Regions from separate parts of the Homo sapiens genome. Here region 1 is linked to region 2. A link is an interaction called in ENCODE POLR2A ChIA-PET data of the cell type or tissue named here. Cell type or tissue: GM12878. All regions are shown on one strand. Links, peaks and the distances in the headings refer to the core of each region. The heading gives the core; the rest is flanking DNA.

What was found. Peaks named below come from ENCODE experiments on the same cell type or tissue, not always from the same donor. Only the 100,000 strongest peaks of a DNase experiment are listed, where the experiment ranks them.
Region 1: POLR2A ChIA-PET joins it to region 2 with 6 read pairs; 7 of 35 experiments call an interaction of 5 or more read pairs at or near these places.

The regions. Positions count from the first base shown.
Region 1 is chr19:7,597,907-7,611,123 of GRCh38, reverse strand. It overlaps CAMSAP3 (calmodulin regulated spectrin associated protein family member 3), which reads right to left. Exons shown (of 17, transcript NM_020902.2): 2 at 5,645-5,898; 3 at 4,731-4,853; 4 at 4,553-4,648; 5 at 2,860-2,998; 6 at 509-648; 7 at 331-424; 8 at 193-247; 9 at 1-29. Among named protein-coding and RNA genes, the nearest start is that of CAMSAP3, 8.7 kb to the right of the region's middle. RefSeq lists enhancers at 5,387-5,681, 5,232-5,731, 5,732-6,233. In GM12878, for the core only: no CTCF peak of the experiment used is centred there; no DNase peak of the experiment used is centred there.
Region 2 is chr19:7,650,216-7,666,001 of GRCh38, reverse strand. It overlaps the pseudogene RPS27AP19. Among named protein-coding and RNA genes, the nearest start is that of RETN, 11 kb to the left of the region's middle. RefSeq lists an enhancer at 7,731-7,850. In GM12878, for the core only: no CTCF peak of the experiment used is centred there; a DNase peak (open chromatin) is centred at 7,431; H3K4me3 peaks cover 546 bases; H3K27ac peaks cover 949 bases.

The DNA of each region.
Region 1 (13,217 bases), core at 5,820-10,819, 55 kb after region 2:
GCGGGTGGCGGAAGGTGAAGACAGGAGAACTGTACGGAGAGACGTACTTCAGCCTCAGGACCCCCACCTCCTCCTCCGCCTCTCCCCGGGGGGAGACAACAGCATCACCCAGCTGCGTCCCAGTGCTCAGCAAGGCAGACATGGAGCCCCACACCCACAATGCCAGAGACTCGCCCAGTGTGGGGAGCGTACCTACTGCCGCTGTTGTTCTGAGGTGGGGAGGCCTCAGTGCCCCGGGGGGAGGCAGCTGCAGTACAGAGAAGAGGGTCAGGCGGGGGTTTGGCTCTCCCACCCGCCCCCGACCCGGCCCCCAGGCCCCCAGGGCCTCACCGTGACCATCGGGCAAGTCCTTCACTTGCACAAAGTCGGGCTTGAGCACCTCAAAACACATGAACAACTCGGCCAGCATCACCACCAAGTTGACCTGGAGGTGGGAGGCCGGGTCAGCAGACGGGACCCCTGGCCCCAGATGCCCGCCTCGGCCCAGGAGGCCCCAGGATGGCCTTACCTTGAGTGGCGGTGGGACGTACAGCAAGTCCTCAAGGGACAGGGGGCAGCCACGAGGAAGGCGAGAGGCACAGAAATCCTGCACGAGCTGGAGGTTGTACAGGCTGTCCGCCACAGACATGGGGTCCTTCAAGCACACCTCTGTGGGGACAGGAGGAGTGGGTCCCCAACTCTATGAGGAGGAGGATGGGGCCCCAGGGAAGCCAGGGACCAGCAGTCCCCCACACACGGAAGACCTCCTATGAGCCCAGCTTCTGCCAGGTGCCCTTCGAGAGGTGAATTCTTTTTTTTTTTTTTTTGAGATGGAGTCTCGCTCTGTCACCCAGGCTGTAGTGCAGTGGCGCAATCCCAGCTCACTGCAACCTCTGCCTCCCGGGTTCAAGTGATTCTCCCACCTCAGCCTCCTGAGTAGCTGGGATTACAGGAGTGTGCCACAACACCAGGCTAATTTTTTGTGGTTTTAGTAGAGATGGGGTTTCACCGTGTTAGCCAGGATGGTCTCGATCTCCTGACTTCATGATCCGGCCGCCTCAGCCACCCAAAGTGCTGGGATTACAGGCGTGAGCCACTGTACCCGGCCGAGGTGAATTATATGATAGACCGTCCTTAGGCCGGGGGTCCTTAACCCCCGGGGCGTGGCCTGTCAGGAACTGAACCGTACAGCAGGTGAGCTGCAGTGAGTGTATTTACAGCCGCTCCCCGTCACTTGCAGGACCACCCGAACCCCGCTTCCGTCAGATCAGCGGCGGCATTCGATTCTTACAGGAGCGCGAACCCTATTGTGAACCTGGCGTGTGAGGGATCTAGGTTGCACCCTCCTTATGAAAATCGAATGCCTGATGATCTGTCACTGTCTCTCATCACCCCCAGCTGGGACCGTCTAGTTGCAGGAACAAGCTCAGGGCTCCCACTGGTTCCCCATGATGATGAGTTGTAGAATTATTTCATTCTATGTTACAACGTATTAGATATAAAGTACATAATAAAGATTAACGTGCTTGAATTATCCCAAGACCACCTCCCTGCCTCCATCTGTGGAAAAATTGTCTTCCACAAAACCGGTCCCTGGAGCCAAAAAGTTGGTGACTATTGCCTTAGGCCTTTGCATCTTTCTAGAACACTCTCCCCCAAGACCTCAGCTCAAAAAGCTTTTCCGGGCCAGGTGTGGTGGCTCACACCTGTAATCTTAGCACTTGGGGAGGCTGAGGTGGGAGGATGTTTGAGCCCAGGGATTCAAGACCAGCTTGGGCAACATAGCAAGACCCCATCTCTATTTTATACTTTTTTTTTTTTTTTTTTGAGATGGAGTCTCGCTCTGTTGCCCAGGCTAGAGTGCAATGGCATGGTCTTGACTCACTGCAACCTCCACTTCCTGGGTTCAAGCGATTCTCCTGCCTCAGCCTCCTGTGTAGCTGGGATTACAGGCGCCCGCCACCGCACCCGGCTAATTTCTGTATTTTTAGTAGAGACGGTTTCACCATCCTGGCCAGGCTGGTCTTGAACTCGTGACCTCGTGATCCACCCGCCTCGGCCTCCCAAACTGCTGGGATTACAGGCGTGAGCCACCACACCCAGCCCTATAATTTTTTTTTTAATAAAAAAGAAAAAAGAGTTTTTTTAAAAAAAGCTTTTTCTGACCACCCATTGCCTTTAGGACTACCCAGTATGCAAAAAGTACTTCTGGGCCGGGTGCAGTGGTTCACACTTGCAATCCCAGCACTTAGGGAGGCCAAGGTAGGCAGATCACTTGAGGTCAGGAATTCGACACCAGCCTGGCCAACACGGTGAAACCCGTCTCTACTAAAAATACAAAAATTAGCCAGGCGTGGTGGCGTGTGGCTGTAGTCCCAGCTACTCAGGAGGCTGAGGCAGGAGAATGGCTTGAACCTGGGAGGTGGAGGTTGCAGTGAGCCGAGATCATGCCATTACACTCCAGCCTGGGCAACAGAGCAAGACTCCCGTCTCAAAAAAAAAAAAAAAAAAGTACTTTTGGATAAACTTAGTATCTTTCTCTCCCAGCTAGAGCCGTCTGTGAAGTGGGGAGTGTGTCTCTATTCTGGCTGGATCCCCAGTGCCTAAAACAAGGTCTGGCACACAGTCCACACTCCATACGTTTCATCTGCTGCAGGAATGAACTCCTGGAAGCACAGAGAGGTTTATATACTTGTGTGAGGTCACAAAGCTCATTGGGGAAGAGAGAGACACAAACTCAGGCCTGCCAGTTCCGGAAGCTGCCCTCATGACCACTGCATCGTTGCTGGTCTCGCGGACCTGGGGATGGAGGGTCTAGGGGCTGGGACTTAGGATGCCCAGCTCCCCGGCACAAGATCTGTTCCACATCCATTTACTCACCCTCAAGTCGAAGCAGCTGGGGACAATAGCAGTGGATGGTGGCGGCCAGCGCGGCCCCACTGGCCAGGTCCTGGAGGCTGGTCACCGTCGGGAAGCAGGGGGCACGTCGCGCCACCACACGGTCCTTGCGGTATCGGATCTGCAGATGGGAGCCAGGTCAGGTGAGTGGCCAGGCTGGCCCCCAGGGTCAGCGGTCATGCAGGCTGGGCAGGGAGGCCTGGGGTTTCCGCCATGAGGGGGCGGGAAGCTGGGGGTCCCAGAGACAGAGTTGGGGGGCCAGCCTGGAGCAGGGGAGGGGCAGCAGCAAGAGGCAGAGGAGATGTCTTCGAGCAGCCAGGCCAGCAGCGGGGGCTGGGGACAGGGACTCCTGGGACCCCGGGGCGGGGGATACATTACCATGGGGGGTTTGCTCCCCGACTCCTTCAAACAGAAGGCAATTGCGTGCTGGGGGGAGAGGAGCAGCCATCAGCAAGGGGGAGGGGTGCTGACCTGCTGGGCCCCCAAGCCCACCTTGGGGGGGAGGGGGTAGCCCTGACCCTGGTCCTGAGCCCCGGCCGTCCAGCTCCCTGACTGCTCTGGCCGGCTTCGCGAACCCCAGCTCCTCCCAGCCCCAAGGGACCCCACAGAGTAGGAACCCCCTCTTATGCGGGGAATCCTCCTCCCACAAAAGACCCAGGCCCCCAGCTTGGGGAGAGGATGCAGAGGAAGCGGGTAGGCAGGAAGGGAACCTCCCAACCCAGGCCCCAGGGTGGGGGAAGGAGTGAGCAAAGGTGGGGACGCCAGCCAGCCCAAAACCTCCCCCACTTCCTCCTTGTTTATCTACTATGGGAGTAATTTATATGAAGCACAGAGAGGTTTAGATACTTCTGCAAGGTCACACAGCTCATTCAGGGAAGAGAGAAATTTCAACTTCCAGCTTCAGGGATGGGCCTCCTCCTCCTTTTCAAAGCTGGGATTTTTCTCTAGGGAAGCTGGGGGTCTCAGTTAGGAAAGTTATTCTATCTTCTTCTGCATTGGAGGGTCTTCCCCTTGGCCAGAGGGTGCCCTGCCTGCTAGGGTCAGGATCCACGTTTGTGATGGGCTGCAGGTCCCCCCTTCAGAAATTTATGTGGTCTCCCCACCTCGGCTAAGGGGGACAGGTTCAGGGGGTCCCACCCTCTTCATTAATGGGAACGGGGAGGGCTTGCCCTTCTGAATAACGGGAGGGGAAGTTCGTCCCCACCCATCAGTTCGCTGGGGGAGGGGTCTGCCCTCTCAGTTAATGGCCGAGATTCTACCCTTCTCTTGGTTCACAGAGGGGTTCTCCCTGTCTCCCAGGACTGGGGTCCAACCTCCTTTGCTCACAGCTTGGGGAGGTATGAGAGGGCGCGCAGACAGGCAGGCAGAAACAGACATACAGACAGACAGAGCTACAAGCAGGGCAGGCAGACGGGGCGGACAGACAGCCCCACTTACAGGAACCAGCTTCCAGTACCAGCGCGTAGGGCACTGAGGCCAGAGAGGCAGAGAGGAGGGCAGCGGGTACCGGCACAGGGGACGGGCAGGGCACAGAGAGATTGAGAGAGGGGGGAAGAAAGAGAGAGTGTGTCACCTCTAGCCCCCTCCCCACTTCAGGAGTGTCCAGGAAGCACAGCCCTGCCCTCCCAGATCTCCGGTCCCCCATCCTTCTGACGGTTCTATGCCCTGGCCTCACCGAGGGCTGCGCCGGGGCCGCCCCGTCTGCAGGGGCTGCTGGAGAGGCTCGCTGGGCCGCTTCCTGCTCGGTCTTCTCCTGCAGCCGCCGGACGGTCTGGAGGGCAGGGAGGGGGTCAGTGGTCTGGCCACTGGACGATGCTGGTCCCCGAACCCACCCCAGGCCCAACCCCACCTACCGTGTCCACCCAGAAAAGCAGCTTGTGCTCCAAGCTGGTCAGGGCCAAGGGACCTGGCAGGGTCTTTGTCCACTCGAAGGCAAAGGCAGCCATGAGGGCATCAATGACAGCTAGGTGGGCTCCCTGTGGGGGCAAGCGCTAGAGGGTGAGACCTGAGAGCTGCAGGAGGCGCACCTCGGCCCCCAAGGGCCTGGGAAAAGGAAGAACCTGCAGATGGGAGGGACTTGACGGGGGGGGTGGGGCTTGAGGGGGCGGGGCCAGTGGTTCATGGGTGGGGCCTTAAGGGAAGGAACAAGAAATGGGGTCCCGGAAAAGCCACGCACGATGGGTGGGACTTTGAGGTCAGATGCTAGGCGTTAGGATAGGGTGGGCTGTGTACACAAATCCTCAAGGGCCAGAGTAGCGCCTTTTTGGGGAGCTGGGTTTGATGGGAGGGGCCAGGCTTGATGGGAAGAGCTTGAGGGGAGGAGCCAGGGCTGGGGGGAAGAGCTAGGCTTAATGAACAGAGCTTGAGGGGAGGAGCCTGGACTGGTGGGAGGAGCTAGGTTTGATGGACAGAGCTTAAGGGACAGAGCCAAGACTGATGATAGGAGGAGCTAGGTTTGATGGACATAGCTTAAGGGAAGGAGCCAAGACTGATAGGAGCTAGGCTTAATGGATAGCGCTTGAGGGGAGGAGCCAGACCTCGTGGGAGGAACTAGGCTTAATAGCGCTTGAGGGGAGGAGCCAGGCCTGGTGGGAGGAACCTGGGGGAGGAGCCAAGCCTGATGGGAGGAGCTAGGCTTAATCGACAAAGCTTGAAAGGAGCCAAGACTGATAGAGGGAACTTGGGAGGAGCCAGGACTGGCGGGAGGAGCTTGAGGGGAGGAGCTGAGCATGGTAGGCGTGGTCTAACAGGCAGTGGCGGGGCCTACCATGAGAATGGGCTGGTGCCTCAGGTCGGCCTCGCGCACCGGGCGCTCGGGCAAAGCAGGCACTGTGCCCCTCCGCGCCAGCAGGGCCAGCAGTGCAGAGGGGTTGGGGGGTGTTTCAAGCTGTGGCAGTGCCTGGCGCCAGGCTCTGCAGTAGAGCTCGGCTGAGAGCAGCAGCCGTGTCACCGGGGGCTTCACATGCTCCTGCGCGTACTGGTCGGTATAGAAGGGCTCCCACAGCTCCGGGGGCACGTGCTCTGTGGGGGCATAGAGGGGAAACACGGGGGTCAGGGTCACCAGATACAACACACACACACACACACACACACACACACCACATGGCCCGGATTAAGAGTGTGTCTGGACCAGGGAGGATGGCATTGGGAAAGGAGAAAGGGGATCTGGGCTGAGAGTGCAGATGTGCAGGAGTTTGCTGGAGGAAGGGGTGATGGCGTTGTAGGCAGAGGGGCCTGCAGATGCAAAGCCCAGCAGGTGGGAGAGAACACGGTGCCTCAGGGAGCTGATGGGCACTTAGAGTGGAAAGGAGGGGAGGCTACCCCCAATACCAGGCCAGCTGGACTGGCTCTTGTAGGTCCCAGGAAAGACAATAACATCGGCAATCCTAAGAGCCTTCCTGCTCTTGCCAATGTAGACTCACTGAGCCTTACATCAACGCTAGGAGGCAGCCAGGGCCCAATTGGCAACCCCCATGTTACAGAGGAGGAAACTGAGGCACAGAGAAGGAAAGTCCCTTGCCCCAGGCCAAATAACTCTTCAACACCAGGACTGGGGTTAGACCCAGCAAACTGGACGCCCTCTCTTAGCTTGCAGGCAGGGGGGGATGAGTGGGGGGCACACAGGCGAGCAGGGGAGGTGGGCACACCACAGGCACATCGAGGGAGTTGAGTGATGTAAACCTGGTGATTGAAGGGAGGAGGCAAGGGACAGAGAGGGAGGTAGCCAGGACCTTGCTGGGTCTGAGGGGGAAGAGGGAAGAGAGGGGTAATGACTGAGCTTGGGTGCAGGAGGAATGGGAGGTGAAGGGGTGAAATTGAATGTGAGGGGCTTTGAGGACATCCTTGAGGCAGATTATGTGAAAGGCTGGGGCTTAGAGAGATGGTGAGGTCACATCATAGAGACAGCCTGAGGTCCCTAAATAGGACAATGGGAAGAGGCGTGAGGAAGCCCCAGGTGGACAGTGGGCTGGGGGCAGAAATCCACGTAGGACCAAGAGTGGAGAGGAGAAGGCCAGGAAGGCTTGGCAGGGGTCGGGGAAGAGGTGACTGAAATCAACAGCAGGGAATCTGTCCAGCTCTTGTTCTAATCTGCACAGCTTTTGCGGTTTTTTGGAGATAAGAGTCTCTCTGTCGCCCAGGCTGGAGGGCAGTGGTGCAATCTTGGCTCACTGCAACCTCTGCCTCCCGGGCTCGAATGATTCTCCTGCCTCAGACTCCCAAGTAGCTGGGATTACAGGTGCGATGCTGCCATACCCGGCTAATTTTTGTATGTTGTAGAAACAGGGTTATCACCATTTTGGCCAGGCTGGTCTTGAACTCCTGACCTCAAGCGATCTGCTCACCTTGGCCTCCCAAAGTGCTGGGATTACAGGCGTGAGCCACCACGCCCAGCCTGCACAGCCTTCTCTGTTTGTTTGAGTTTTTGCTGGAGTGCAGTGGCACGATCATGGCTCACTGCAACCTGAACTCTGGGCTCAAGGGATCCTCCCTGCCTCAGCCTCCTGAGTAGCTGGGACCGCAGGCACGTGCCACCACACCCAGCCAATTTTTAAATTTTTTTATAAAGATGGAAGCCTCACCATGTTGCTCAGGCTGGTTTCGAATTTCCTGGCCTCAAGTGATCCACCTGCCTTGGCTTCCCAAAGTGCTGGGATTATAGGGGTAAGCCACTGTGCCCAGACTTGTTTTGTATATTGGGGTTCTGTGTGTGTGTTTGAAAGAACGGGGTGGGGGCCGGGTGCAGTGACTCATGCCTGTAATCCCAGCACTTTGGGAAAACAAGGTAGGCAGATCTTTTAAGGTCAGGAGTTCAAGACCAGCCTTGTCAACATGGTGAAACCCCATCTCTACTAAAAATACAAAAATGAGCTGGGCATGGTGGCACACGCCTATAATCCCAGCTACTCGGGAAGCCGAGGCCGGAGAATCGCTTAAATCTGGGAGGCAGAGGTTGCAGCCAGCTGAGATTGCGCCACTGCACTCCAGCCTGGGTGATAGAGCAAGCCTCTGTCTTAAAAAAAAAAAAAAGAAAGAAAGAAAAAAAAAGAAAAGAAAGAACAGGGTAAGGGGTTCTAGTGCTTCAGAACATATTTGAACGGGACTTCTCCACCTGTGAGGACCCAGGCACTCTTGGCTGCCTTCTGTCCCTCCCTGTCCTGGCTCCTTTCCCACCTTCTAAAACCACACTGGACCGTCCCACTTAACGCGCCACCCGCATGTAGACTTGGACCTTCTTTTTGCCCCTCTCATCTTGGCTCCTTGAAAGAAGAGGTATTTCAGGCTCACTTCCTCCCTGCCCTCCCAGCCCCCCTCCACCTCTCCCTCAATTTCCCTGAGCTCGATGCTGCCCTCATGGCTTCCGGTCTCCCCAAGGCCAGCAGGGACCTCCAAAGCATATCTGTGGGCCCGTATCTCGCCTGGGCTCTGTGCCCAGTGCCTCCTTCTTCCAGAAACCTTCCTCCCACAGGCGTCTCCTTGTAAATGGACATGCCCCACCCCCACCCCAGGCCACCCTACCCCGTGACGGCTTCCAGGGCCACCTGAAGACTGCAACAGCGGCTGCCACGGGCCCCACTGCACCCTGGGCATCTCCCACAATTCTCAACATCTCACCCACACCTCCCCTCCTCCCTGCCCCCAAGGCAGTGAGAAATCACCCTCCCTCCCTTTCTTTACGCCCTCACCCCACATTTAATGCGTCCTTGGCTTTCAACTTCCTGATATCTCCCAAATCCAAACCCTCCTCTCTACCTCCCCAGCCCCGGCCTTGGGCACGTCTTGCTCCCACCAGCAAAATCACACGTGTTTCTTTCCTACAGGACTTTTCAGGGCCTTTAAGATGAAAAACAAGAAACAAAAAACACCAAAACCTTAAGCTAGGGCTACACTGACATTTATCAGACACTTATTATACACCGATGTTCTTCCACCTTGGTTCATTGGTACTTGGGGCTGGAAAATTCTTTGTATTCAGGGGATGCTGTCCTGTCCTGTACACTGTGAGATGTTTAGCAAAATCTCTGGTCTGTATTTACTAGACGTCAGTAGTACATTCCTCCCAAGTAATGACAACCACAAATGTCCCCAGACACTGCCAAATGTCAATTAAGTGTCAAAATCATCACCAGTTGAGAACCACTGCCTTATACTATAAACTTATTCTATTTTTCTTTCCTTTTTTTTTTGAGACAATCTTGCTCTGTCACCCAGGCTGGAGTGCAGTGGTGCCATCTCGGCTCACTGCGACCTCTGCTTCCCAAGTTCAAGCTATTCTCCTGCTTCAGCCTCCCAAGTAGCTGGGACTACAGGCGTGCACCACCATGCCCGGCTACTTTTTGTATTTTTAGTAGAGATGGGGTTTCACCACGTTGACCAGGCTGGTCTCAAACCCTGACCTCAAGCAACCCACCCACCTTAGCCTCCCAAAGTGCTGGGATTACAGGCATGAGCCACCACACCTGGCCCCACTTTCTTTTTATTTTATTTATTCATTTATTTTATTTTATTTTATTTTATTTTATTTTATTTTATTTTAGAGATGGGGTCTCACTATGTTGCTCAGGCTGGTCTTGAACTCCTGAGTTCAAGGGACCCTCCCACCTCAGCCTCCTGAGTAGCTGGGACTACAGGCATGTGCTACCACACCTGGCTAAAATGTTTACTGAGCATTATTTACAGCAGAACACTGCTGTCTGATAGAAATACAATGTGCCCAGACTGGCCAACATGGTGAAACCCCACCTCTACTAAAAATACAAAAATTAGCTGGGCGTGGTGGCGCATGTCTGTAATCCCAGCTACTCAGGAGGCTGAGGCACGAGAATCACTTGAACCCAGGAGACGGAGGCTGTGGTGAGCCGAGATTGTGCCCCGGCACTCCAGCCTGGGCCACAGAGCAAGATGCTGTCTCAAAAAGAAAAAAAAAAGAAATATAATGCGTATAATGTGAGCCCAATGAGCCGTCAAGTTTCCTAGAAGCCACATTACATATGTAGAAACAATAAGAATTTAGTAATATATTTCATTGACCCAAGACATATCCCACTCTTATTTTAACATGTAATCAACATAAAAATATTATTCATAAGATATTTTACACTGGTTTTTGTTGTTTGTTTTTGGACCAAGTCTTTGGAACCCTGAGTATATTTTACATTTACAGCACATCTTGGTTCTGATCAACCACATTTCAAGTGACTCAGTAGCCACATCTGGCTGGTGGCCACCATATTGAATAGCACAGGTCTACAACATAGCTAGGATGGATGGATGGATGGATGGATAAATGGATGAATGGGTGGGTGAATGGATGGATGGATGGATAAATGGATGAATGGGTGGGTGGATGGATGGATGGATGGATAAATGGATGAATGGGTGGGTGGATGGATGGATGGATGAATGGGTAGGTGGATGGACAGATAGATGGATGGGTAGATGGGTGGGTGGGTGGATGGGTGGATAAGTGGATGGGTGGGTGGGTGGAAGGGTGGGAGGATGGGTGGGTGGGTGGATGGATGGGTGGATGGAAGGGTGGGTGGATGGGTGGGTGGATGGATGAGTGGGTGGGTGGATGGATGAGTGGATGAGTGGGTGGGTGGATGGATAAGTGGGTGGGTGGATGGATGAGTGGATGAGTGGGTGGGTTGGTGGATGGATGAGTGGGTGGGTGTGTGGGTGGATGGATGGGGGGTGGGTGGGTGGATGGATGGATGGGTAGACGAGTGGGTGGGTGGATGGGTGGATAGGTGGATGGGTGGGACGGTGGGAGGGTGGGTGGATGGATGAGGGGGTGGGTGGGTGGGTGGATGGATGGATGGGCGGGTGGATGGATGAGTCGGCGGGTGCATGGATGAGTGGGCGGGTGGACGGATGGGTGGATGGGTGGGTGGGTGGATGAGTGGGTGGGTGGGTGGATGAGTTGGTGGGTGGGTGCGAGGGTGGGAGAGTGGGTGGGTGGGTGGATGGATGAGTGGGTGGGTGGATGGGTGGATGGATGAGTGGGTGGGTGGGTGGGTGGAAGGATAGATGGGTGGGTGGGTGGATGGACGGACGGATGGGTAGATGGGTGGGTGGGTGGATGGGTGGGAGGGTGGGTGGGTGGATGGGTGGGAGGGTGGGTGGGTGGATGGCTGGGTGGGAGTGTGGGTAGGTGGATGGATGGGTGGGTGGATGGATGGATGGGCGGGTGGATGGATGAGTGGGCGGGTGGATGGATGAGTGGGCGGGTGGATGGATGAGTGGGCGGGTGGATGGATGGGTGGATGGGTGGGTGGGTGGATGAGTGGGTGGGTGGGTAGGTGGATGAGTTGGTGGGTGGGTGGATGGATGGATGGGTGGATGGGTGGGTGGATGGATGGGTGGATAGGTGGATGGGTGGGTGGGAGAGTGTGTGGGTGGGTAGGTGGGTGGGTGGATGGGTGGGTGGGTGGGTGGATGGATGGGCGGGTGGATGGATGGGCGGGTGGATGAGTGGGTGGATGGATGAGTGCGTGGTTGGATGGATGAGTGGGGTGGGTGGATGGATGAGTGTGTGGGTGGATGAGTGCGTGGGTGGATGGATGAGTGGGGTGGGTGGATGGATGAGTGGGGTGGGTGGGTGGGTGGATGGATGAGTGGGGTGGGTGGATGGATGAGTGCGGTGAGTAGGTGGGTGGGTGGATGGATGGATGGATGGATGGATGGATGGATGAATGAATGGGTGGGTGGAAGGATGGATGAGTGGGTGGATGGATGGGTGGATGGATGAGTGCGTGGGTGGATGGATGAGTGGGGTGGGTGGGTGGGTGGGTGGATGGATGAGTGCAGTGGGTAGGTGGGTGGATGGATGGATGGATGAATGAATGGGTGGATGGATGGGTGGATGGATGGATGAGTGGGTGGATGGATGGGTGGATGGATGAGTGCGTGGGTGGATGGATGAGTGGGGTGGGTGGATGGATGAGTGGGGTGGGTGGGTGGATGGATGAGTGCAGTGGGTAGGTGGGTGGGTGGATGGATGGATGAATGAATGGGTGGGTGGATGGATGGATGAGTGGGTAGATGGATGGGTGGATGGATGGATGGAAGGCTGATTGAGACAGGATCTCACTCTGTTGCCCAGGCTGGAGTGCAGTGGCGTGATCATAGCTGACTGTACCCTGGAACTCCTGGGCTCAGGCAATCCTCCTGCCTCAGCCTCCTGAGTAGCTGGGACTACAAGCCCATGCCACCACACCCAACCATTTATTTATACCATGACCTTCCCTGCATCCAGTCATTTAATCCTTACGACACTTATTATTATACCCCTTGTACAGATGAGAAAACCAAGGCCTGGAGAGCTGAGATAACTTGTCCAGGATAAAAATGTCCAACATGAACTTGAGTTTCCCTCACACATCACACATCTGTTCTGAAGGCATAAAGAACTGCATGGGGTGTTTTCCAAATGTGTTTAACATGGAACCCTTTGTTTTTTGAGACAGAGTCTCTCTCTTTCACCCAGGCTGGAGTGCAGTGGTGCAATCTCGGCTCACTGCAACCTCCGCCTCACAGGTTCAACAATTCTCCTGCCTCAGCCTCCCAAGTAGCTGGGACTACAGACGTGTGCCATCATTCCCGGCTAATTTTTGGATTTTTAGTAGAGACGGGGATTCATCGTGTTGGCCAGGCTTGGAACCCTTTCTTATCTAATCTCCAAGCTTGTGTTCTGCTTTTATTTCTGCACAGCCTTCTCACACCTGTGCCTTGGAGTTGCCAGAACTATCCCTTCCTCTGAGCCATCACTACTCCCACGGGGCCACTGCATACCTGATCTTGTCAGTTCCCAACACTGTCCGTGGCTCCCCAGTACCCTTGGATCCATAACCAGGGGCCTGAAGGGCCTTCCTCAGTCTGACCAGCCTCCCTTATCTCCCACCGCCACCCCGGGGACCTGCATCTTATTCTCTGAGAACTCCCTGCTGGTCCACACTCCGAGCCTTTGCCCACTGCCCACACATCTCTTCTCCGTGTCAAACTTCCATGCATCCTTCCAGACTCAAATCTTTCCACCTGTGGGATCTCTTCCCTCCCTGGAAGATTTCAAGAATTTCTTTCCCCAGGCCCCGCTGGCCAGCTTCCCTATGATCTGGTTTCCTGCCCATCCCCCTCTGCCCCATATCCATCCCCTGCCGTCTCCTCTACACCCTGAGCGCCCAGCCCAGCACCTGATAGGTATCATACCGTCAAGAGTCCCCAGAGCTCATGAATCTTGTAGAACTCTGCTCCCATTTCCTTCAGCCCTTCTCCTCTTTTTAGGGGAGTGGAACAGGGAACAGATTGAACTTGACCCTCACGGTAGAGGCAGCCACTGCCGT
Region 2 (15,786 bases), core at 5,492-10,491:
ACTCCAGCCTGAGCTACAGAGCGAGACTCCATCTCAAAAAAAATAAAAAAAAGACTTCTTCCTTTCCTTAGCACCACCACGAATTCTCAATACAAGATGAAGAGGAGACTCCTTTTGAATGTTGTAGTCAGACAGAGTACGCCCATCTTCCAGTGCTTGTCTTTGCTGATCAGGAGGAATTCTTTCTTTACCCTGGATCTTGGCCTTTACATTTTCTACCATATCTGAGGGTTCAGCCTCGAGGGTGGTGGTCTTCCCTGTAAGGGTTTTCAGGAAAATCTACATTTTGGTGGCGGCTCCACCACAGATGGCGGATCTAAAAGGTTTTTGTTTTTTGTTTTTTTGAGACAGAGTTTCGCTCTTGTCACCCAGGCTGGAGTGCAAGTGGCACGATCTTGGCTCACTGCAACCTCTGACTCCTGGGTTTAAGTGATTATCCTGCCTCGGCCTCCGAGTAGCCAGGATTACAGGCATGTGCCACCACCACACCTGGCTAATTTTTTTTTCTTTTGTATTTTTAGTAGAGATGGGGTTTTGCCATGTTGGCCAGGCTGGTCTCAAACTCCTGATCTGGAGTGATCCGCCTGCCTCGGCCTCCCAAAGTCCTGGGATTACAGGTGTGAGCCACTGTGCCTGGCCTGCTTCTGCCTTTTGGCTATTGTGAATAATGCTGCTCTGAACATAGATGTGCAAATATCTGTTTGCAGCTCCTGCTTTCAATTCTTCTGGGCGTATGTCCAGGAGTAGTGCTGCCTGATCATATGGTAATTCTATGTTTAACTTTTTGAGGCACTGCCAATTTTCACATTTTTAAACCATAGGGAAAAAAAAGTTGTTTTTTTTTTAAAAAAGACACAGTCTGGCTCTGTTTTCCACGCTGGAGTGCAATGGTGCAATCATAGCTCACTGCAGCCTCAAACTCCTGGGCTCAAGCAATCCCCCCCTCATCAGCCTCTTGAGTAGGTGGGACTACGGCATGTGTCACCACACCTAACTAATTTTTTTAATTTTTTTGTAGAGGTGGGGTCTCACTCTATTGCCCAGGCTGGTCTCAAACTCCTGGCCTCAAAAGATCCTGCCACCTTAGCTTCCCAAAGCACTGAGATTACAGGCATGAGCCACTGTGCCTAGCCAAAAAATATTTGTAATGTTTAGTGAAAATAGAAATCATATAAAATTCAAATTCATATAATTTTCATAAAAAGTCCATAAAGAAAATTTTCTTAAAACATTGTCAGCTGGGTGCGGTGGCTCATGCCTGTAATCACAGCACTTTGGGAGGCTAAGGCGGGTGGATCACCTGAGGTCAGGAGTTCAAGACCAGCCTGGCCAATGTGGTGAAACCCCATCACTACTTACAATACAAAATTAGCCGGGTGTGGTGGCACGCGACTGTAATCCCAGCTACTTGAGAGGCCGAGGCAGGAGAATTGCTTGAACCCGGGAGGTGGAGGTTGCAGTGAGTCAAGATGGTGCCCTTGCACTCCAGCCTGGGCAACAAGAGCGAAACTCTGTCTCAAAAAAAAAAAAAATTGCCAAGCTCAGTGGCAGGCACCTGTCATCCTAGCTACTTGAGAGACCAAAGCAGGAGGATTGTTTGAGCCCAGGAGTTTGAGGGCAGCCTGAGCAACATAGTGAGATCCTGTCCCTACAAACACACACACACAGTTTGCTACCCCCTTTTTTTTGAGAGGGAGACTCGCTCTTGTCACCCAGGCTGGAGTGCAGTGGCACGACCTTGGCTCACCGCAACCTCTGCCTCCCGGGTTAAAGCGATTCTCCTGCCTCAGCCTCCCGAGTAGCTGGGATTATAGGCAGGTGCGCCACCATGTCCGGCTAATTTTTGTATTTTTAGTAGAGATGGGATTTCGCCATGTTAGCCAGGCTGGCTTCGATCTCCTGATCTCAAGTGATCCGCCCGCCTTGGCCTCCCAGAGTGCTGAGACTATAGGCATGAGCCACTGCACCTGGCCCCATTTTTTAATATATCATCAGTGACTGCTATCACATGTCCATGGCAGAGCTCAGCAGCTGTAGAGTGGTTGGACAGTAGGGCCCCCAAAGCTGAGAATGTTTACTATCTGACTCGTTACAGAAAACATTTTTTTGTACCCCTGGTATGTGGTGATGAGTGAGAATGAGACAACTGTCCATGGATTACAGCTACACCCAACCATGTGGCTGATTCTCACGAACATATGTTAGCATAGAAGCCAGACCCCAAAAAGAACATACCATACAAATCCATTTATTAAAAAAAAAGGGGGCCGGGCGCGGTGGCTCCTGCCTGTAATCCCAGCACTTTGGGAGGCCAAGGCAGGCGGATCACAAGGTCAGGAGATCAAGACCATCCTGGCTAACACGGTGAAACCCCATCTCTACTAAAAATCCAAAAAAATTAGCCGGGCGTGGTGGCAGGCACCTGCAGTCCCAGCTCCTCGGGAGGCTGAGGCAGGAGAACGGTGTGAACCCGGGAGGCGGAGCTTGCAGTGAGCCGAGATGGCGCCACTGCACTCCAGCCTGGGCGACAGAGCAAGACTCCGTCTCAAAAAAAAAAAAAAATACCTAAAAATACAAAAATTAGCCAGGTGTAGCGGCAGGTGCCTGTAATCCCAGCTACTCGGGATGCTGAGGGAGGAGAATCGCTTGAACCAAGAGGTGGAGGTTGCAGTGAGCTGAAATCATGCTACTGCACTCCAGCCTGGGCAACAGAGAGAGACTCCGTCTCACAATAATGATAATAATAATAAATGAAATACAAACAAAACTAATTTATGCTGTCGGAAATGACGATGGAAGAGTCCTGGGGAATCAGAGATAGTGGTGATAAAAGCATACCAGGAAGGCCCCTAGTGAGGGGGGAATTTTGTAAAAGTTTTCAGCTGTAACTCTCATTTGCACAATTTTCTCTATGTATTTATATTTCAATCAACATGATGCATGTGTATTAAAGCCCTGTGTAAATGCAACGGTGCACACAGGTTCAAAGCGCAGGCAATATTTATTGAGCAACTATTATGTTCCATATGCTGTGTTAAACACCATGCATACACTAAGAAGCAGAGGGATGCTGCCCTTGCCCGGGACGAGTTGGCCCTTGTCAGTCAGGGAAAGGCAGACACCAACAGAACAGCAATAAAAAGGCCGGGCAATGGGCCAGGCGCGGTGGCTCATGCTTGTAATCCCAGCCTTTTGGGAGGCCGAGGCGGGTGGATCACCTGAGGTCGGGAGTTCGAGACCAGCGTGACCAACATGGAGAAACCCCTTTTCTACTAAAAACACAAAATTAGCCAGGCGTGGTGGCACACCAGGTGGGTAGCTGTAATCCTAGTTACTCGGGAGGCTGAGGCAGGAGAATTGCTTGAACCCGGGAGGCGGAGGTTGTGGTGAGCCAAGGTTGTGCCATTGCTTTCCAGCCTGGGCAACAAAAAGCAAAACTCCATCTCAAAAAAAAAAAAAAAAGTCCGGGCGCCATGGCTCACACCTGTAATCCCAGTGCTTTAGGAGACCGAGGTGGGTGGATCACTTGAGCCCAGGAGTTCAAGACCAGCCTGGCCAACACAGTGAGACCCTCCCTCTGTACAAAACGTAAGAAAACATTAGGCAGGGATGGTGGTGGCTTCCTGTAGTCCCAGCTACTCAGGAGGCTGAGACAGAAGTACCGCTTGAGTCCAGGAGTTGGAGACTGCAGTGAGCTATGATCGCACCACTGCACTCCAGCCTGGACAACAGAGCAAGACCCCATCTCTAAAAAAAAGAAAACAAAAAAACAACAACAAAAAACACCAATAGAATGCTCAATCAGCCATCAGCCTCAAGGACCCTTCCATCTCCCAAGGAGAGGAACCCTTTTCCGTGAGAACCTCTGACCTAAAAATCAACCCCACATGGGGGAATCCAGAAAGTATTTTGGGGGGAGGAAAAGATGTTTGAAGGGAGGGTGGAGGATGCAGAAGGGTTAACCAGGAGAGGCAGTTAGGGAGGGCCTTCTGGGTGGAGGGAGAGGACTGCATGTTCCAAGGACCTGAGGCAGAATGGAGTGTGTGTATTTAGAGGAACTGAAAGCAAATTTGTGGGACAGGGGATCTAGAGGGGAAAAGTGAATTCCACAGGCTCCCTGTCTCTTCTGGTCCTAGCAGGAACTTTCAAGTCCGTTTTTGTCCAGATATTTCCCCATGCTCAAGTCCCAGCTCATCCTGCCTCCTTGAAGACATGACTTCTGTCTCTTCTTGAGCTACTCTTTGACACACCCTGGACAAAGGGTAGCTTGAAAAGAGACAGAAACCATGTTATTGCCAGGTGCAGTGGCTCACGCCTGTCATCCTTGTGCTTTGGGAGGCTGAGGCAGGAGGATCGCTTGAGGCCAGGAGCTTGAGACCAGCCTGGACAACATAACAAGACCCCATCTCTACAAAGATAAAAGGGAAAAAGCCGGGCGCAGTGGTTCACGCCTGTAATCCCAGCACTTTGGGAGGCCAAGGTGGGCAGATCACCTGAGGTCAGGAGTTCGAGACCAGCCTGGCCAACATGGCGAAACCCCGTCTCTACTAAAAATACAAAAATTAGATGGGCGTGGTGGCGGGCACCTGTAATCCCAGCTACTCGGGAGGCTGAGGCAGGAAAATCACTTGAACCCAGGAGGTGGAGGTTGCAGTGAGCTGAGATTGCACCACTGCACTCCAGCCTGGGCGACAGAGTGAGCCTTGGTCTCAATCAATCAATCAATCAATCAATGGAAAAAAATTAGCTGGGTGTGGTGGTCCATGCTGGTAGTCCCAGCTACTGAGGAGGCTGGGGTGTGAGGATCACTTGAGCCCAGGAAGGCTGAGACTGCAATGAGCTATGATGGCATCACTGCACTCCAGCCTGGACAACAAAGCAAGATCCCGTCTCAAAAAAAAAGAAGAAAAAGAAAAATCATTTTTTGAGAGCTCTGATTTTCAAACCCTTTGTTCTCAGAACTCTTCGGGTAAAACCTTTTGAACGACACAAAAGGAGTGGGCAGCTGTGATGACAGATTGAGGAGAAAGCAGGGTAGGCATGGAACCTCTAGGGTTCCCTAGGGACCCAGTTTGAAAACTCTTGGTTCAGTAGCAGGAAAAGGCAATATGCCCCTTAATTCTCTTCTAAAACATAAAATCCTTTAACTTCCTCTGATTTCTACCAGTAAAACTGAGCTCTACTGACCTCAATTTTGTACCAAATGCTATCTAATAAAATCCCAGAAACAGTGATTTTTGAAAAATCCATTTTGTTGATGTGTAATTTACATACAGTAGAATGTGCCTATCTTATGTGTTTGGTTTCATGCATTGTTTTTCTTTTTCAACTTTTTAAATTTTTTTTTTTTTTTGAGACAGGGTCTCACTCTGTTGCCCAGGTTGGCGTGCAGTGGCACAATCTCGGCTCACTGCAACCTTCGCCTCTCGGGTTCAAGCAATTCTCCTGCCTCAGCCTCCTGAGTAGGTGGGACCACAGGCACGCGCCACTACACCCAGCTAATTTTTGTATTTTTAGTAGAGACAGGGTTTCTCCATGTTGGCCAGGTTGGTCTCGAACTCTTGACCTCAAGTGATCCACCCACTTCGGCCTCCCAAAGTGCTGGGACCACAGGCACACACCACCACGCCCAACTAATTTTTGTATTTTTCATAGAGATGGGGTTTCACCATGTTGCCCAGGCTGGTCTCAAACTCCTGGCCTCAAGTGATCTGCCTGCCTTGGCCTCCCAAAGTGCTGGAATTACAGGCATAAGCCACCATGGCCAGCCCTCTTTATCAACTTTTATTTATTTTTTCATTTTTTTGAGACGGAGTCTCGCTCTGTTGCCCAAACTGGAGTGCAGCGGTGCGACCTCAGCTCACTGCAACCTCCGCCTCCCGGGTTCAAGCGATTCTCCTGCATCAGCCTCCCAAGTAGCTGGGATTACAGGTGCCCGCCACCACGCCCATCTAATTTTTGTATTTTTAGTGGAGACGGGGTTTCACCATGTTGCCCAGGCTGGTCTCGAACTCCTGGCCTCAAAGCGACCTGCCCGCCTTGGCCTCCCAAAGTGCTGGGATTACAGTTGTGAGCCGCCGCGCCCGGGACCCTCTTTATCAACTTTTATTTTAGATTCAGGGGATACCTGTGCCAGTCTCCTACCTGAGTATATTGCATGATGCTGAGGTTTGGGGTATGAGCGACTCTGTCACCCAGATGGTGAGCACAGCACTCAACAGTTAGATTTTCAACCCTCATGCCCCTTTTCCTCACCCCTCCCTGGCAATCCCCACTGTTCATTATTGCCACCTTTATGTCCATGAGTACCTGAAGTTTAGATCCCACTTATAAGTGAGAACAGGCAGTCTTTGGTCTGCTGTTACTGAGTTTGATGCATTTTGACAAATGTGTCTACCTGCCTGCTGCACGTTTTGGTTTTCCCAAGAATTATTTTCTAAAAATCAGTTTTTATTAAGGTGGCATTTATATACACTAAAATTCTGCACACGATCTTGTAACCATCACCACCAAATACGTATTTATTTATTTATTATTATTTTTTAGAGATGGCGTCTCACTCTGTCTCGATCTCCCACGCCGGGGTGCAGTGGTGCCATCAGAGCTCACTGCATCCTCCAACTCCTGGGCTCAAGCGATCCTCCTGCCTCAGCCTCCTGAGTAGCTAGGACTACAGGCACCCACCACCACCCACAGTTAATTGAAAAAATTGATTCTTCTTTGTAGAGACAGGGTCTCATATGTTGCCAGGATCCTTGGTCTTTGACCTCCCAAAGTGCAGAGATTACAGGCATGCACCACTAATGCCGGGCCAAATACTTGTAATTTAAATTATCGCTGGGCTGGGCACGGTGGCTCACGCCTGTAACCCAGCACTTTGGGAGGCCGAGGGGGGAAGTTCACCTGAGGTCAGGAGTTCCAGACCAGCCTGGCCAACATGCTGAAACCCTGTCTCAACTAAAAATACAAAAATCAGCCGGACATTGTGGCAGACGCCTGTAATCCCAGCTAATCGGGAGGCTAAGACAGGAGAATCGCTTGAACCCGGGAGGCAGAGGTTGCAGTGAGCCGAGATCGCACCATTGTGCTCCAACCTGGGCAACAAGAGCGAAACTCCATCTCAAAAAATAATAATAAAATAAATTATAGTTGGAAAAAAGGGGTTTCCTAAAGACCCAAGGGAAATGGCCTCTTTGTTCCTGAAGCCACAGAGAGGATTTTTCTGCTCCCCACAACTAGTTTTCCTTGTGAAAATTCATAATTGCTACCAGCTTGTTCTCCTCTCTGTCACTATACATCTGTCCTTGAAGCCTTATTTGAACAAAGAGTTCTGGTATCACTCGGATGCCTAGAAACTGTTGCCGTTCTGTGAAACCGACCACCAGAGGAAACCCATGCTTCTCATTGGCTGCCTTACTAAGATGGTGACTTGTTGCCCTGGTGACAAGTTGCAATGACAGGTGGCTCTGCCAAATCAGAACACAGTGATACTTGCTTCCCCTCCCGGGTGAAGGATGGAAAATAAAAGTAAAAGCCTTGGCGGCTGTCAGGCTTCTTTACCAAAGAGCTGGAGAGCACTCCTTGGCCCCATTTATGCAAACACTTCCCATCTACAGATGATCCAGCTTCGGAGTGGGAGTCTAAGCAGCTGCCAGGACCACCGCTTGGCAGAGGACAGGCTGGGGGCTCTGGCATGACCTGCTGGGGCCAGGCTGTGACTTGGAGCAAGAGGTAGCAAGAACCTCGAGGCAGTGAACATCAAAAGAGAGATTTCCGGGGCTAAACACCCTAGGTTTTTCCTTCCTCCTGAACCCTAACCCTAACCCTCTCGGCTCACTGCAACCTCCACCTCCCGAGTGCAAGCAATTCTCATGCCTCAGCCTCCCGAGTAGCTGGGATCACAGGCGTGCGCCACCACGCCCGGCTAACTTTGTATTTTTATTAGAGACGGGGGTTTCTCCACGTTGGTCAGGCTGGTGTCAAACTCTCGAACTCAGGTGATCTGCCCGCCTTGGCCTCCAAAAGTGCTGGGATTACAGGCGTGCGCCACCGTGCCCAGCTTATTTTTGTATTTTTAGTAGAGGTGGGGTTTCACCCTGTTGGCCAGGCTGGTCTTGAACTCCTGAACTCAAGTGATCTGCCTGCCTCAGCCTGCCAAAATGCTGGGGTTACAGGCGCCAGGCCAAGTATCTTATTTTAAAAGGTTACAAAGAATATAGATGTGGATAAAATAAAAGTTTCTTTGCATTACCACTTTCCTGCAAGAAATGAGGGGGAGGGGCTTATGAAACAACTCACACCCCCCCAATTGAGGAACTGTAGATGAAAGGGAAGGTGCTGACAGGCCCGTCTGGCCACGGTTTCCTGGAATAAAACTGAGCCACACACCTCCACAAATCCCCAGCCTCCGGCAAGTACCCCAGAAGTACTCACACTCCACCACCTTCTGTGATCGCAACAGCCCTACGCAACATTACAGAGGGCAAAACCCACGCTGGGGAAGGCGGGGCTACTGTCAAAAGGTCACCAGGGCCAGGCACAGTGGCTCACGCCTATAATCCCAGCTCCTTGGGAGACCAAGGCAGGAGGATCCGTTGAGCTCAAGAGTTTGAGTTCAGCCTGGGCAACACAGGAAAACCCCCGTCTTTACAAAAACTTTTTAAAAATTAGCTGGGTGTGGTGGCATGCCCGTGTAATCCCAGCCACTACTTAGGAGGCCGAAGGGGGAGGATCTATTGCTTCAGCCCGGGAGTTTGTGGCTGCAGTGAGCTATGATTGCACCACTGCACTCCAGCCTAAGTGACAGACAGAGACTCTTAAAAAAAAAAAAAAAAGGGCAGGGCACGGTGGCTTATGTCTGTAATCCTAGCACTTTGGGAGGCCGAGGCGGGCAGATCATCTGGCGTCAGGAGTTCGAGGCCAACCTGGCCAATATGGTGAAACCCTGTCTCTACCAAAAGTACAAAACTTAGCTGGGTGTGATGGTGGGCACCTGTAATCCCAGCTACTCGGGAGGCTGAGGTGGGAGAATCGCTTGAATCTGGGAGGTGGAGTTTGCAGTGAGCCAAGATTGCGCCACTGCACTCCAGCCTGGGTGACAGAATGAGACTCTGTCTCAAAAAAAAAAAAAAAAAGTGGGGCACCTATATTCCCAGCACTTTGGGAAGCTGAGGCAGGAGGATGGCTTGAGGCCAAAAATTCAAAACCCGGCCTGGGCAACATAGCAAGACCCCATCTCTATGAAAAAAAAAAAAAAAAAGTCACCAGGCCAGCTAGCCTAGATTTCAGAGCCAGAATTTGTCTGATGCCATTGTCTTTACTTTTTCTTTTTCTTTTTTTTTTTTTTGAGACAGAGTCTCACTCTGTCACCCAAGCTGCAGGGCAGTGGGACAATCTCAGCTCACTGCAACCTCTGCCTCCCAGGCTCAAGCGATTCTCCTGCCTCAGCCTCCTGAGTAGCTGGGATTACAGACATCCACCACCATTTCCAGCTAATTTTTGTATTTTTAGTAGAGGTGAGGTTTCACCTTTTTGGTCAGGCTGGTCTCCAACTCCCAAGCTCAGGTGATCTGCCCACCTCAGCCTCCCAAAGTGCTGGGATTACAGTTGCGAGCCACCACGCCTGGACTGCTCTTCATTCTTTTTTCAGAACTTTCCCAGCTGCCAACAGAGACAGAAACTGAATCATCTCAGAAGTGAATGAAGGAGGCTGAGGGCGGGTGGACTGCTTGATTAGGAGTTCGAGATTTGCCTAGGCAACATGGAAAAAGCCTGTCTCTGCTAAAAATACAAAAATTAGCCGGGCGTGGTGGCACATGCCTGTAATGCCAGCTGCTTGGGAGGCTGAGGCAGGAGAATCACTTGAACCCGGGAGGCAGAGGCTGCAGCGAGCCGAGATCGCGCCACTGCACTCCAGCCTAGGTAACAGGGCGAGACTCCGCCTCAAAAAAAAAAGAAGGGAATGAAGGACACCCAAAATGGAGCCTCTGTCTGCCAGGGCTTTGCTATCCTGGCCTGCCTATCCCAGCCCTGGACACCTCATCTCTGATCCCACCAGAGCGGAACCTTCCCATTCGCAGGGCCATTTCCTTACCCAGAAACCTTTTCACAATGTTCTTGGCAGCAGCTGTTGGTCAACTGTGTTTTAAGGTTTTTGAGCAACTTTACAGAAAATAAAAGGGAAGCTACCCTCAATGTCTGGGTCTCCCCCTGGGTGGCCTCTCTTTGTCACCTTACTCATTTCCACGAGATTTCCTTGCTTCGTTGAGTTACATCACCTCCTTTTCCTGTCTGGGTCCAGGACGCCTCCTCTGCAGGTCTCCAGCACTGATTCCTTTGTCCCCGATTTCTCTGCTAGGGTCGCTGGCTTCACCATCCCACCACCACTGCTGCTGGCCCAGCCCGCAGCTTTAATTTCTCTGGACCCTCACGTTTTTGTTATTTGTGTTTTTTTTGGAGATGAGGTCTTGCTCTGTCACCCAGGCTGGAGTGCAGTGGTGCAATCACAGCTCACTGTAGCCTCCACCTCCCAGACTCAAGTGATCTTCCTGCCTCAGCCTCCCAAGTAGCTGGGTGTGTGCCACCAGGTGCAGCTACATTTTTTGTAGAGGCAGGGGTCTTGCTATATTGCCCAGGCTGGTCTCAAACTCCCAGCTTTAGATGATCCTTTCACCTCGGCCTCCCAGAGTGCTGGGATTACCAGCATGAGCCACTGCACCCGTCCTCTCATGTATTTTTTATTAATCGATTTATCTATTTACTTATTTTGAGACAGAGTCTTGCTGTACCACCCAGGCTGGAGTGCAGTGGCATGATCTCGGCCCACTGCAACCTCCACTCCCTGGGTTCAAGTGATTCTCCTGCCTCAGCCTCCCGAGTAGCTGGGATTACAGGTGCCCGCCACCATGCCTGGCTAATTTTTGTATTTTTAGTAGTGACGAGGTTTCACCGTGTTGGCCAGGCTGGTCTCGAATTCCTGACCTCAGGTGATCCACCCAACTCGGCCTCCCAAAGTGCTGGGATTACAGGCGTGAGCCACCGCACTCGGCCTCCCTCATGTATTTTTAAGCGGAACAGGTTCAAGATCACAAATGTTTTCCTCTCACTCTTTCAATGAGTTTCTATTCTAGAATCTCCTGCACGCCACAGGAAGGAGAACTCTCACCCTGTAATGCACATAAATACATGAGATCACCATTGTTCTCACCCAGTAATCAGAATCGTTAGTGATAATTAGTAATAAATTTATTTTTACTATATCTAATAAATTAGATAGTAATTACTATGGCAGCCAATCGTTCCTGGGTGCTCCCTAGATGCTTCCAAGGGAGCCACACGTGACCCTCAGGGCTGTGCCCATTCCAGGCTCTTCTGCTGAGCTCATGTAACCGCTTGCCTCAAGGCATTCCACAAATAATACATAAGTCAATGTATCACGTTGTCACTTTCTGTACAAACCAGCTAGTTCCGGAGGGAAGCAGAAAGCCTTTTTCAGAAGAACCACAGCTAATTCCAGTAGCAGGAATGATAAAGTTGGACATAATCCTCAAGAGAGTAATGAATCAAAAATGGATGGCGGGCCAGGCACGGTGGCTGATGCCTGTAATCCCAGCACTTTAGGAGGATGAGGCAGGTGAATCATTTGAGGTCAGGAGTTCAAGACCAGCTTGGCCACCATGGTGAGACCCCGTCTCTACTAAAAATACAAAAATTAGCCTGGCATGGTGGCTCATGCTTGTAGTCCCAGCTTCTTGGGAGGCTGAGGCAGGAGAATTGATTGAACCCTGGAGGTGGAGATTGCAGTGAGCCAAGATTGCATCACTGCACTCCAGCCTGGGCAACAAGAGCGAAACTCTATCTCAAAAACAAACAAACAAACAATAACAACAACAAAATTGATGGCTGCTAATGACTTTTTTTCTTTTCTTTCCTTTTTTATTTTTATTTTTTATGAGACAGGGTCTCACTCTATCGCCCAAACTGGAGTGCAGTGCCGAGATCATAACTCAGTGCAGCCTCAACCTCTTGGACTCAAGTGATCTTCCCACCTCAGCCTCCCATGTAGCTGGGACTACAAGCAATTGCTGCCACATCTGGCTAATTATTTTATTTTGTTGTATTTTATTTATTTATTTTTTGAGACAGAGTCTTACTCTGTCACCCAGGCTGGAGTGCAATGGCATGATCTCAGCTCACTGCAACCTCCGCCTCCTGGATTCAAGTTATTCTCCTACCTCAGCTTCCTGAGTAGCTGGGATAACAGGTGTGCACCACCACGCCTGGTTAATTTTTGGTTTTTTGGTAGAGACGGGGTTTCATCATGTTGGCCAGGCTGGTCTTGAACTCCTGACCTCAAGTGATCCGCCCATCTCAGCCTCCCAAAGTGCTGGGATTACAGGTATGAGCCACCGTGCCCGGTCTTTATTTTATTTTTAGTAGAGACAGGGTTTTGCTATGTTGCCCAGGCTGGTCTCAAACTCCTGGGCCTAAGTGATCCTCCTGCCTTGGCCTCCCAAAGTGCTGGGAACTACAGGCGTGAGCCACTGGGCCCAGCTCCTGTTAACATCTTTATGTGGAGAGTTACTGGGGACCAGGGACATTCCCCAAACCCACCCATCAATCGTAGTGACATGACGTTATGGACCCCCTGATGTGATGTACCAGGAAGTACCCGGCCCTACCAGCATGATATTATTCTGGCTGCAACTGACCCTTATTCCAATAGAGCATGTGGTTCTAAGCCATTTATAGGGTAAACATTGGGGCAGGGATGGGGAGAGAGGAAGCAACCTGCCAAATCCAGAATGAGGATCATTCCTCGGTACCAGAAGAGAACCAGAAAGAAAGCACCCTAAGTGGGGATACCACAAGGAAGTAAAGCAGGGGCCTCTCCCAGCTGGGGAAGGGAAGGAGGAAGGAGTACAATAGCTTGCAAGGCACAGCATTGCGGATGATGGGAATAGCAGGTGCAAAGGTTCTGGGGCAGGGACAGTGTGGTGTGTTTGAAGAACAGCAGCCAGGTTCACCATGAGATGGGAAATGGACTTGGGGGAAGGGATCTCAAAGGATAATTTTTTTTTTTTTTTTGAGACAGGGTTTCGCTCTTGTTGCCCAGGCTGGAGTGCAGTGGCATGATGGCTCACTGCAACCTCTGCCTTCCGGTTTCAAGCGATTCTCCTGCCTCAGCCTCCCGAGTAGCTGGGATTACAGGCGCCCACCACCACGCCCGGCTAATTTTTGTATTTTTAGTAGAGACAGGGTTTCACCATGTTGGCTAGACTGGTCTTGAACTCCTGACCTCGTGATCCGCCCGCCTCGGCCTCCCAAAGTGCTGGGATTACAGACGTGAGCCACCGCGCCCGGCCCCCCAACTTTTTTTTTGTTTTTAACACAACTTCTCGCTTTCTCACCCAGGCTGGAGGGCAGAGGCACAATCATAGCTCACTGCAGCCTCGAACTCCTAGGCTCCAGCGATCCTCACAGGAGGGTTTTGAGGATCTGCATAAAGCGTGCAGAGGGAGCTTGACTTCGTGCTCGTTAGGACCCGATATTGTCAGCTGCCGCCGCCCACAGGGACACATAAATATTTGTAGACTCAATATTTGCCTTTAGTGTGAAGACATTGCATCACCTGGGTATAAGTAAGGAGCAGAGGCAGAGGCGGTTTAAGCAACAGACTTTTGTCTCCGCTGAGAACCACGGAATAACCCCTGACCTACTTCCCCGTCGTGTCTAATTCGGGTCACCTCATCTCCAGTTACAGACGCGGAAGATCAAAGAAACCGGGAAATTGCGCCGCAGCGCCCCCTGGCGTTCGCAGCGCGTGCCTACACAAGCCACTCCCGGCGCAAAACTGCGGCTTCCCAGGAAATTGAGTTTAAATGTTTTTTTTTCTTTTTTCTTAATCTAGAAAAGATCATTTATTGTATCAAGTAACTACCCAGTTAGGCGTGAATACATTTTAAAATTTTTATTAAAACGAGTATTGGCCGGGCGCGGTGGCTCACTCCTGTAATCCCAGCACTTTGGGAGGCCAAGGCAGGTGGATCACGGCGTCAGGAGTTCGAGACCATCCCGGCCAACATGGTGAAACCCCGTCTCTACTAAAAATACAAAAATTAGCTGGGCGTGGTGGCACGCACCTGTAGTCCCAGCTACTCGGGAGGCTGAGACAGAAGAATCGGTTGAACCGGGGAGGCGGAGGTTGCAGTGAGCTGAGATCATGCCACTGCACTCCAGCCTGGGCGACGGAGCGAGACTCCATCTCCAAAAAATAAATAAATAAATAAATATAATATAATATAAAATAAAATAAAAAGAGTATTGTAGAGATTGGCTGGGCACAGTGGCTCACACCTCTAATTCCTGCATTTTGGGAGGCTGAGGTGGGAGGTCTTCAGCCCAGGAGTTAGAGACCAGCCTGGCCAACATGGCAAAACCCCATCTCTACTAAAAGTACAAAAATTCGCTGGGCATGGTGTCGCACGTCTGTGATCCCAGCTTTTTGGGAGGCTGAGGCAGGAGAATCGCTTGAACCCAGGAGGCAGAGGTTACAGTGAATCGAGATCGCACCACTGCACTCCAGCCTGGGCAACAGAGTGAGACCTTGTCTCAAAAATACATATATTTAGGAATTTGCTATGTTGCCCAGGCTGGCCTCAAACTCCTGGCCTCAAGCAATCCTCCCACCTCGCCCTCCCAAAGTGCTGGGATTGCAGGCGTGAGCCACTGTGCCCGACCTTGAGCTTAAGTTTTAAACATTAAAACCACCTCCCTCCCACTCCCTGCACCTCCCGTAAGTTAAAACGCGTCCCTGCTGAGGCCCTGCAAAGGCATATCCAGGGCAGGCGGACCCCAGGGGTCCACAGCCGACCCACTTTCTTCCCCACACCTCATCCCCTTCACAACTCTCCTCATCCATCTCCCTGCCCTGGTGGGAGATTCCGATAAATCCTAATTGTGGAACTGCTGAATCAGAGGGGGCTGCATTTTCCTTAGCCCCCACCTGCAAATTGTGTGTGCAGTTTTTCTGGGATGAGTGTCCTTAGATTTCCCTGAATTCTCAAAAGGATCTGTGACCTCAAAATCAGGAGAGAGGCCGGGCACGGTGGCTCACGCCTGTCATCCCAGTACTTTGGGAGGCCGAGGTGGGCAGATCGCTTGAGCCCAGGAGACCAGCCTGGGCAACATAGCCAGACCCAGTCTCTACAAAAAATTAAAAGATTAACTGGGCTTGGTGATGTGCACTCATGGTCCCAGCTACTCAGGAGGCTGAGGTGGGAGGATCGCTTGAGCACAGGCGGTAAGAGAGGCTCTACCTCTGAAGAGGATGCTTCCCCACCCTCTGCCCCCTCCCCAGGCACCCACTCCAGCAGTGAGAATTTCACTGCCAACATGAGACATGGGTCCCTACCTGTCCCAACTCAGACCCTGTCTATGATGTCCTATGGCCTCAGCAGGGACCAAAACCCTCACCATGGCCTCACCAGAACCTCCACGTGGTTCTCAGATTGGGTTGCAGGTCAGTACCCTCCCCTCCAGCTCCTCAGGGGCCTCCTGCATTCTCTGGCCTTGGCTTCTGCTCTGCCCTCCCCTCCCTTCCCTTCGCCCCCTTCATTTTCATTCTCTATGCAAATGCTGCCTCCTCTAGGAAGCCTTCCCTGATTGCCCCCAGTCTGGGTGGATTAGATGTGATATGGGCTCCCACAGCCCCTTTTGCCTCAGATTACTCATGTGGCTGGCTGTATATCTGTGCCCCAGAGAGGTTTCTTTTCCTTTTTCTTTTTT